Linked DNA regions of Homo sapiens: region 2 is linked to region 1. A link is an interaction called in ENCODE POLR2A ChIA-PET data of the cell type or tissue named here. Cell type or tissue: GM12878. All regions are shown on one strand. Links, peaks and the distances in the headings refer to the core of each region. The heading gives the core; the rest is flanking DNA.

Evidence for each region. ChIA-PET counts read pairs that join two places held together with the same protein. Peaks named below come from ENCODE experiments on the same cell type or tissue, not always from the same donor. Only the 100,000 strongest peaks of a DNase experiment are listed, where the experiment ranks them.
Region 2: POLR2A ChIA-PET joins it to region 1 with 8 read pairs; 1 of 35 experiments calls an interaction of 5 or more read pairs at or near these places.

The regions. Positions count from the first base shown.
Region 1 is chr19:46,352,031-46,357,396 of GRCh38, reverse strand. PPP5C (protein phosphatase 5 catalytic subunit) reads right to left here. Exons shown (of 13, transcript NM_006247.4): 2 at 3,408-3,649. Among named protein-coding and RNA genes, the nearest start is that of PPP5C, 7.6 kb to the right of the region's middle. RefSeq lists silencers at 454-543, 4,558-4,727. In GM12878, for the core only: no CTCF peak of the experiment used is centred there; no DNase peak of the experiment used is centred there; H3K4me3 peaks cover 593 bases; H3K27ac peaks cover 994 bases.
Region 2 is chr19:48,115,723-48,121,088 of GRCh38, reverse strand. It overlaps LIG1 (DNA ligase 1), which reads left to right. Exons shown (of 28, transcript NM_000234.3): 25 at 1,899-1,952; 26 at 3,308-3,451; 27 at 5,124-5,216; 28 at 5,357-5,366. Among named protein-coding and RNA genes, the nearest start is that of PLA2G4C, 7.6 kb to the right of the region's middle. In GM12878, for the core only: no CTCF peak of the experiment used is centred there; no DNase peak of the experiment used is centred there; H3K27ac peaks cover 799 bases.

The sequences.
Region 1 (5,366 bases), core at 307-5,306:
GAAATTTTCTGTGTAACTGTTGACTGAGAGAATAGAAAAAACACTTTGGGGCCGGGTGCCATGGCTCATGCTTGTAAGCCCAGCCCTTTGGGAGGCTAAGGTGGGCAAATTCCTTAAGCCTAGGAGTTTGAGACCAGCCTGGGCAACATGGTGAAACCCCATCTCCACAAAAATTACACAAATTACCCGGGCTTGATGGCACACGCCTGTAGTCCCAGCTACTTGGGAGGCTGAGGTGGGAGGATCGCTTGAACCCAAGAGGCAGAGGTTGCAGTGAGCCAAGATTTGTGCCACTGCACTCCAGCCTGGGTGACAGAGCAAGACTCTCTCTCAAACAAAAAACAAAAAACAAAAACAAAGAAAAAACACTTTGGTTGTTATTCCTATATTCTCACCTCCTTTAACAGATGAGGACACTAAGGCTGAGAAAAAAGGCACTAGGAGCCATGCAGCTGCTACCCAATCTGAGCTGGCTGTGAACCTAGGCGTCCTGAGCCCAGAGCCTGCCCCATCTAGCCCCTGCACTGGTGACCGCAGACTCTCTGCCTGCAGCCCACATGTAAAATAGGGATTTTTATATCACATCCATCACTCATCTGTACTTGTGTAAATGAAAAGTCATTTCCACAAAACAATATTTATACACACTTCCTCCAAACAATGAACCGTTTTTAATTCTCTGTTTGATGAAGACAAAAGTGCTGAAGCTATTCAACTGATTGTGGCCCAGAAACAGTTACAAGCATGGACTAGGGGTTCAAGTCTCAGCTCTGCCACTTCCCTGCTGGGTGACCTTGGAGGAGGGACATCTCCTCTCTAGGCCTCAGTCTGAATTCAGGCTGAATTCAGGTGCACAAAGGGCTCCCAGCAGTGCTGGGCCCAGAGTGAGCAGACCGCTGAGGAAACCGAGGCTAAGGGGAGCTCCCCCGCCCAAGGCCAAGGTCACGTCTTTGCTCTGCTTCCCTGGCGAGCTTCTGGTCTAGGAGGAAACTCTAGCATCCAGCAAGCAGGAGGTAGAGTCTTGGGAAGATGAACTGCCCCAGGGCACATGGAGCCTGAAGAACTGCGCAGAAAGGAGCAAGGCTGAAGGCCTGCAGGCATATGGATGGCCTGATGACAGGTAAGCCCTCATGTTCATGTGGGGGTCCCCAATGCTGCTGGGAGAGCCCCCATGGGGAAATGGGCCATGACAATTTAGGTGCTGGGTATTCTGTAAAAGACTCTGAATTCCCCACCCCCTCAACCCTCCCTGCCATCCGCCAGGCCTGGGACACAGCTCAGACGTGGCACACCCACAAGATGGCTGAAGCCAACCAGCCCAGCCTCAGGGAGTATGCGGGGTTGGGAGTATGCGGGGTTGGGCCCTAGACTGGGCCAGAGTCTTGAAAAGCCTGCTCCTTACCCTGGGGAAAGACACTCTTGCAGCCCCACACTTGACGAAGACCCTGCCTGCAGCCCCTGCTCCTTACCCTGGGGAAAGATGCTCCTGCAGCCCCACACGAGATGAAGACCCTGCCCTAAACCTGTCCTTGGGGCTCCTCTCTTCTGCCCCACTGTCTCCCCAGGCCCCCTTCCCACCTGGAGCCCTGCCCCAACCCAACACCGACTGTCCTTGGTTACTCATTACTGAGCCCTGCAGCTCGTGACCTTTACTCAACCATGTCATCACAGCCACAGCCATCCGGAGGCGGCCACTCCTCTTGTCACCATTTTCTAGATTAGGACAGGAAGAGACAATGAGGGAGGGGCTTGGCCAAGAATGGCTTGGGAGCCCAAGCTGGGAAGGCCTCTGCTCTGCTGCCCCTGCCCCCACCCTTCTAGGTGTCGCCCTAACCCCCCGCCACATCTCTGCCCCCATCCTAACATGTGTCCCCTGGACTCATGCTTAGCTCAAGCCTTCACCTGGCCTGAAGTCCACCCTCCACCCCAGGCCAGCGGCCAACAGCCAGGACAGTGTCTGAGCTGGCTCCACCGACTGCAGACTCGTGCTTCTCAGCCCCGCGACCAACTGCAGACTCGCGGCTCCCAGCTCCCTGGTTGCCCCTCCCTACACGACACAAGCAGCTCCGAGTGTGATGGTTGCAAGGGAAGGAGGGAGTGAAGTGTGTCTGTGTCGGGGGGCAGGATAACAATCCTCTCGACACACACTGACCAAGCCCCCTGCTGCACCATCCCCATGCGCAGGACAAGCGCACGGCCCCGTCTCAGGGAGCGAACTCTGAGGTGGGAGAGATAAGGCCCTGAGGCCAGGCCTCCTGGGTTCAAATCCCAGCTCTGCTACTAACCAGGTGGGGGTCACTGGGCAGGTGACTTCACCCCTTAGGGACTGTTTCCTCATCTGTGCAAGGGGAGTAATCCCAGTTCCCACGTCCCAGGGTGCTGTAATGATTCAGCCAGCCTCCCTGAAGGAAGATGCAGAGCACACCTGGTGTGAAGGTGTGTGCTCGCTCTGCAGAGCCTCATACCGTCAGGATTTTCATTAGGTGGGTGAGGGCACTAGCGAATTCTCACTGTGCCCTAGGTCCCCTCCCTCATCAGCATATCACACATATCCTGTCTGCTGTCCCTGGCAGCATATCACCCTTCTTGTTTTTTTTTTTGAGACAGGGTCTCACTGTGTCGCCCAGGCTGGAGTGGAGTGGTGAGAGCATAGCTCACTGCGGCCTTGAGCTCCTGAGCTCAAGTAATCCTCTTGCCTCAGCCTCCTGAGTAGCTGGGACTAAAGGTGCGTGCCACCACGCTTGGCTAATTTTTGTATTTTTTGTAGAGATGAGGTCTCCTCCCTATGTGGCCCAGGCTTGTCTTAAACTCCTGGGCTCAAGCAATCCTCTCACCCTGGCCTCCCAAAGTGCTGGGATTACTGCCGTGAGCCACTGTGCCCGACTGCCCTTCCTCTTTTCTTCAAAGTGCAGATCCTCACCTGCAATTATTCTGCTAACCTATTCAGTGGTGGGTTTTCTGCCTGCCCCTGAAAGACAAGCTCCACCAGAAGAAGAGAGGCTGTGTGGCTCCTGTCCAGCACCAGCACTAACAATGACAGTAACCATCAGGTGAACCATCACAGGACACTGACCCCGGGCCAAGTACTGGTCTACTCGTGTGAAAGGCAAAAGCTCACTTTTCCTCACCGCTACCCTTGAGGCTGATCCTCTTGTTCTCCTCATTTCACGGATATGGAAAGGAAGGTGTGGCGAGGCGGGGTAACTGGCTCAGGGTCACAAAATGTGAGATGGCTGAGCAGAGCTGTGGCCTGGGTACTCTGGCCTGGGCCCAAGGCCCCACAGGCACTTGCTGGCTGGCTGAGTGGTAAGTAGAGGAGTGAATGGCTCCTCACACCCGTCCCCGCCAGCCCAGCCCTCAGTATCTGCCTGGCTCAGGTGCCAGGCCTGGCCCACTCCCCAGCTCACCGTCTCGTAGTCTCGCAGCGCGGCCCGGAACTTGCCCAGTGCCATGTTGCTGGCAGCCCGGCGGTAATAACCCTTGATGTACTTCTTGTCCAGCTCAATGGCCCGCGTGGCGTCTCCCAGCGCGTAGCCATAGCACTCAGTGCGCAGGTAGGCCAGGCTGCGGTTGCCATAGTAGATGGCATTGCTGGGGTTCAGCTCGATGGCCTGGCTGTAGAACTTGATGGCGTTCTCGTAGTCCTTGGCTGCGGAGACAGAAGAAGAGGCATGAGGCAGTGCTCCAACCCTGCGAGGACAGGCCCTGGGCTGGGTGACGCCCAGTCTCCCTGTTCACAGATGGGGAAGCTGAGGGCTACCCTGAGCCCAGAGACATCTCTTCAGCCTGCCCCTCCTGCCTGTCCCAACCAACCTAGCTCAGGGCTTGTCCTCTCGGCCACAGTCTCCAGGACTCCACACACCCGCCCACCCACCCCTCCAGCCCCAAGCTGGGCACTAGCAGCAGACTGAGGGAAGAGCACTCCGATAGCAAGAAGAGCAGGTGCAGAGGCCCAGAGGTGGTTGAGCCTTGTCTGAGGGCCAGTGAGAGCTGAGGCAGCTGGGTGGAGTGGGCAGGGGGAGGAGAGATGAGGCAGGGAGGCTGGTGGGACAGATCCCTGGGCCCCGGGCAGCCACAGTGAGGTCTGGACACTGATGTTCTAAGTGTGGAGTGACAGGATGTGACATCTGGCCAAGGAGGAGAGGTCGGATTTTATTTGAGATGAGCTATAGCTGTACCCTGCACTTTACCTCGTGACCTGTGGAATCCTCATGTCTCCACGGGAGTAAGGACCATCTGGTGCTCATTTTACAGACAAGCCATGGAGGTCTTGCTCAAGGTCAAATGCCCTGTCTGCACCTGCAGAGCCAGGCTTGATCCCTCCCTCGTGCCCATTTGACAGGCAGGAGAGCCAAGGCTTAAACAGCCTTAGAGGCTTGTCCCCACTGGGGGCCGTGATGTACCAGAGCCATGCAGGGCTTTAGTACACAGGTCCCCCTTCACTGAACTCTCACAAGCCCAGGGAAACTACATTAACCCCCGTCTCCAAATCTGGGGACTGAAGCTCAGGGAAGAAAGGCCGGTGCTCAAGGTCACACAGCAGGTGACAAGTGGGCCTTCTTTTTTTTTTTTTTTTTGAGATGGAGTCTCGCTCTGTCGCCCAGGCTGGAGTGCAGCGGTGCGATCTCCGCTCACTGCAAGCTCCGCCTCCCAGGTTCACACCATTCTCCAGCCTTAGCCCCCCGAGCAGCTGGGACTATAGGCGCCCGCCACTATACCCGGCTAATTTTTTGTATTTTTAGTAGAGACGGGGTTTCACCGTGTTAGCCAGGATGGTCTCGATCTCCTGACCTCGTGATCCTCCTGCCTTGGCCTCCCAAAGTGCTGGGATTACAGGCGTGAGCCACAGCGCCTGGCCGAGAAGTGGGCCTTCTGAGCCAGGCCAAGACCAAAAGGCTCCCACTCTCACGCCCCATGCCATGGTGACCTCTGGGCAGGAGCGTGGCACAGGGGTAAGCACAGAGGCAGGAGTAGGTGGCCTGGGCCCAGTCCCTAGCTCTGCCTCTTACTACCTGGGTATCCCTGGGCTACTGAGGAACCCCCTGTGGACTAGGGTTTCCTAGAGTCCTTCTACCAGCAGCCCTGCACAGAGTCCCCACCCTCACTCCCATTTTAATGTTCTCAACAGCACTCCGAGAGTCCTTCTTACACACAGCCCTGCCCTCCCAGGGCTTACCATCCAGTGGAGGAGACAGATCCATCCCTAGACAGTGGTGCCCAGTGTTTAGGGTTGGGGCAGCTCGGAGGGGACACTGGGGCTGAGACCTGGAGGATGGGAGTCAGTTGGTTGAAGAGATGGAAGAAGAGAGTCCCAGGCTCCATGAGTGGCTCCAGAGGGAAAGGAAGGAGGGATGCAGAGAGAGATG
Region 2 (5,366 bases), core at 138-5,137, 1.8 Mb before region 1:
GACCGAGGGGTGCTCACATCCCCCTGTGAAGGATCCGTTCTCCCCAGTTTTTATTTACTTTTTCTGGTTCTATGAGCAACTCTTGCTTCATATAGAAAAACAGGCTGGGATAGAAAGATGTCAGGAATGTGTGTCAGTGAGAGATTGAGATTAGCTACAAATAGTGGTGGCTCACATAAGAAAAGAATTTTTTTGTTATGAAATGAGAAGTGTGGAGGGGGCAGTCTGATGCCATTAGGGATTCAGGTTCCTCCTCTCCCCACATTTTTTTTTGTCCCCACATTTTTTTTTTCTGCCATGTGCCTCTGGCCTCATCATCACAATGTGGCTGCAGGAGTTCCAGCCCTCATGGCCATGCCTGCTCCACGCACCAGGGAAGAGCAAAGGGGGTTGGACCCTGAGTCAGCCTCAGCCAGTGAACACCTTCTGCTCAAGTTCTGTTGCTCATCACTTTGCTCCATGGCTCACCCCTAGCTGCAAGGAATTCTGGGAAATGTAAAGTGATTTACTTTTTTTCAAGTTAAAGTTTTTCTTAAAGCTGTGCACATTTTGGACTAGATTTTCTTACGTATTTCCTATATTCCCCTCTCCAACAAATTTGGGTCTTTTGCCACAGAAACAGAACAAAATATCACCTAGAATCGTACCACCCAGAGACACGCAGTAGTGACATTTGAGGGAATGTTTTATTTACATTTTTGCAAAGTTGTGATCCTTCTCTATGAGTAATTTTCTTTTCTGCCTTTTTACCCTGGAAGTACTTTGTTTTCAGTGTTGTATATGCCCTTAAGCAATATGGCAACAGGACCTGAATGCCCGCACAAGAGTTTTCAAGTGCTGTGCCCCATAGCACATAGTGCTGTGTCCTGAACCAGCTCCCCGTGGCTGTGTGGGGAAGTTGTTGCCGGCTTTGTTCTGATGGGTAATGTGATTACTTAGTGTCCGTTAACCTAAACGATCAGTGACAGAAGTGACTTTTATAAATCACAAATGTTTTGGCCACCAATCTACATTGTCACCATTTTGCATTATTTAGAATAGATTTTTAAATGAGCTATTGTCAGGACAAAAGGCAAAAAGAATCCTTAAGACTCTCAATGCAAAAGGGGCTTTCCAGGTGACGTTTATATTGGTGATTATTGCCCACTTGCTGCGTATCTGCCAGCATCCAGCATTACTGCTAATTTTTAGCCTTTCCTATTTTGGTAGGTGAAAGAAGCTCTTGGCAGTGTTAACATTGGAGATGGGCTGGGCATGGCCACTCACGCCTGTAATCCCAGCACTTTGGGAGGCTGAGGTGGGAGGATCACTTGAGCCCAGGAGTTCGGGACCAGCCTGGGCAACATAGTGAGACCCCACCTCTACAAAAACTTTTTTAAAAAATTAGCCAGGCGTGGTGGTGCATGCCTGTGGTCCCAGCTACTTGGGAGGCTGAGGCAGGAGGATTGCTTGAGCCCAGGAGGTGGAGGTTGCAGTGAGCCAAGATTGCACCACTGCACTCCAGCCTGGATAACAGAGCTACACCCTGTCTCAAAAAAAAAAAAAAAAAAAAAAAAAAAGACTGGAAGTGAGGACAGCCAGTTACTGGGCAGTGAGGATGTGGGTGAGCATAAGGGAGTGACTTCCTGGGGCCAGGGAGACAGTGGAAGCAGCAAGAGTTTCTCCATAAAGCAGAAGACAGGGAGTGGTTCACGGCAGGCCTGCTGGGAGAACATTCCCACCCGGGAGTCTCTGGATGGATGCTCCGCACCCCCAGCTCCCTACTTCCCTGGTTTTCTGTGGATACTGCGTAGACCAGAGTGGGGTGGGGGCCATGAGTGTACACAGCTTTAGATGGCAGGAGCAAGTGCTGGGCCTGTGGCTGGCTGAGCCTCTGACCTCCCGCTTCCTCCCTGCAGCTTGGAACTGGCTTCAGTGATGAGGAGCTGGAGGAGCATCACCAGAGCCTCAAGGTGAGCCATGGCGGCTGCGCCTCAGCCTCCACCCCTCTCCCCCCTGCCCCTGACAGCACAGTCCTTCCATGCAGGGCTCTTGGCTTCCACCATCTTGGGGCTCCAGGTGTGGGCAGGAGGGCAGCAGGCAGTGGAGCTGGCTTTGGAGTCCAGCATCTCCAGGTTCATGTCTCAGCACTGCCGGCTACTAGCTGGTGACCCTGCTCAAGCAGCCTCACCTCCCCAAGCCCTGTGCCTCATTCACACCAGGGGTTAGCCAAAGGACACAGCAGGTGCCATAGCTGCTCCTTGTGAAGTGCCTGTGAGCCCTGATCAATGTGAATGAATGTTGTCATGGTCACAGGCATTTCAGGCATGAGTGTCTGTCCTACATATTGGATCTGTATTAGTTTATTTTCATACTCATACTGCTATGAAGAAATAACCCAAGACTTGCCGGGCGTGGTGGCGCATGCCTGTGGTCCCAGCTACTTGGGAGGCTGAGGCAGAAGAATTGCTTGAACCCAGGATGCAGAGGTTGCAGTGAGCTGAAATCATGCCATTGCACTCCAGCCTGGGAAACAGAGTGAGACTCTGTCTCAAAAAAAAAAAAAAAAAAAAAAGGATCATTTATAAAGAGAGGTTTCCTGGACTCACAGTTCCACACGGCTGGGGAGGCCTCACAGTCATGGCAGAAGGCGAAAGAGGAGCAAAGGCACATCTTACATGGCGCCAGGCAAGAGAGCGTGTGCAGGGGAACTGCCCTTTATAAAGCCGTCAGATCTCGTGAGACTTCCTCACTATCACGAGAACAGCACGGGAAAAACCTGCCCCCATCGTTCAGTTACCTCCCACCAGGTCCCTCCACGACACATGGGGATTTTGGGAGCTATGATTCAAGACAAGATGTGGGTGGGGACACACGGACCCTGACACCATCTCTGTCCCACTCTTTGGTTCTCTCTCTCCATTGCCCTCTCTCTCTACATCTCTGTCCCTGTCCCACTGTGTCTCTGTCTCCTTCCTCCAGGTCTCTGGCCCTTTCTCTGCCTCTTTTTGTCTTTAATGTCCTGCCTCAGCCCCCAGGGCCTTTCATTTCTTTCCATCTCCCATTCCTCCCAACTCCCACCTTTCTCAACTTTTTACTTCAAGGGGGTCTTGTTTCTTTTCCCTTCTTTCACTTTCTGTTTCTCTTTCTATTTCTGTTTACTTCAAGGGGGTGTCTTGTTTCTTTTCCCTTATTTCACTTCCTATTTCTGTTTACTTCAAGGGGGTGCCTGTTTTTTTCCCTTCCTCCCTCTCCCCAGCCCTCCAACACTTGGCCTTGACTTTGAGATTCCAGACCCTCTGTTCCTCTCTTCCTCTGCTCACTGCAGGCGCTGGTGCTGCCCAGCCCACGCCCTTACGTGCGGATAGATGGCGCTGTGATTCCCGACCACTGGCTGGACCCCAGCGCTGTGTGGGAGGTGAAGTGCGCTGACCTCTCCCTCTCTCCCATCTACCCTGCTGCGCGGGGCCTGGTGAGTGGCAGAGGACCTGGCCGTGGCCCTGTGTGGGATTCTGGGCGGGCACACAGAGAGCAGAGTAGGGAGGGGACCTTGGCTCACATCTGCTCTTCCAGGTAAGGATCAGGAAGATGAGCTTGCATTTTATTTGAGTGTCAGATAAAAAGATCAAAACATTTTTTCTTTAAAAATGGGCCGGGCATGGGGGCTCGTGCCTGTAATCCCAGCACTTTGGGAGACCGAGGCAGGCAGATCACTTGAGGTCAGGAGTTCAAGGCCAGCCTGGCCAACATGGTGAAACCCCATCTCTACCAAAAATACAAAAATTAGCCATGTGTGATGGCGGGTGCCTGTAGTCCCAGCTACCCAGGAGGCTGAGGCAGGAGAATCGCTTGAACCTGGGAGGCGGAGGTTGCAGTGAGCCGAGATCACACCACTGTACTCCATCCTGGGTGACAAAGCAAGACTCTGTCTCAAAAAAAGAAAAGAAAATTCTTTTCTTAAATAAAAGAATTCCCAGGGCAAGCACAGTGGCTCATGCCTGTAATCCCAGCACTTTGGGAGGCCGAGGCAGGCAGATCACTTGAGGTCAGGAGTTCAAGACCAGCCTGACCAACACGGTGAAACCCCACCTCTACCAAAAAATAGAAAAATTAGCTGGGTATGGTGACCCGTGCCTGTAGAGACGGGGTTTCACCATGTTGACTAGGCTGGTCACAAACACCTGGCCTCAATCCGCCCACCTCGGCCTCCCAAAGTGCTGGGATTACAGGTGTGGGCCACCATGCCCAGCCAAGAACTTACATTTTTGATCTAATTTTTAAAAATGTTTTACCATGCTGCACGTTAGACAGCCAGGGACCCTTAGTAACAAGGCACAGGAGCCGGTGTGTATCCAGCCCTTGCTGTGCAGTGGGCACTGTGTGGTCATCAGCGTGTCACTCATAGACACTCATTTAATCCTCTCAAAATCCGTAAGACGTAGTGACACAAACATCTCCATTTTACGGTGAGGATGTAGAGCCCTAGAGAGCCTGAGTAACTGCCCCTGCATCACGCGGCTCCTGAGAGTTGGGAGCTGGGATTGGAATCCCACAGTCAGATTCTAGAACCCATACCCTGGCGCCGTAGTTCAGCCTCTCAGCCCGAATTACCGTCATTATCGTAACGGCTGTAGCAGGTGGCATTTTTTTTTTTTTTTTTTTGAGTTGGAGTCTCGCTCTGTCACCCAGGCTGGAGTACAGTGGCGCAATCTCAGCTCACTGCAAGCTCCCCACCTCCCGGATTCACGCCATTCTCCTGCCTCAGCTTCCTGAGTAGCTGGGACTACAGGCGCCCGCCACCACACCTGGCTAATTTCTTTTTGTATTTTTAGTAGAGGCGGGGTTTCACCGTGTTAGCCAGGATAGTCTCCATCTCCTGACCTCGTGATCCACCCGCCTCGGCCTCCCAAAGTGCTGGGATTACAGGGGTGAGCCACCGCACCCGGCCAACAGGCAGCATTTCTTGAGCACTTACTGTGCCCGGGTACTGTTCCAAGCACTTTGTCAACTTGTTTAATCCTTATGACAACCCATCGTTCGGCCCCGTCATGTGGATCAGGAAACAGTCCAGAGTGGAGGAGGGAGGAGACTGAGCAGGGGGTCGCTGGGGCTGGACCGCAGGAGTCTCCATCCCGCTTCCGCAGGTGGATAGTGACAAGGGCATCTCCCTTCGCTTCCCTCGGTTTATTCGAGTCCGTGAAGACAAGCAGCCGGAGCAGGCCACCACCAGTGCTCAGGTGAGGTCCTGGGAAGCAGGGGTGGGCCGCCCAGCTGCTTGGCCCTACCAGCTTTTTAGCGTGGTGGCCTCTCTGGAACCTTGTGGAGGTGGGAGCAGCCAGGGAGCTTCTGACCACCCCGTCCCACCCTCTCTCCGCAGGTGGCCTGTT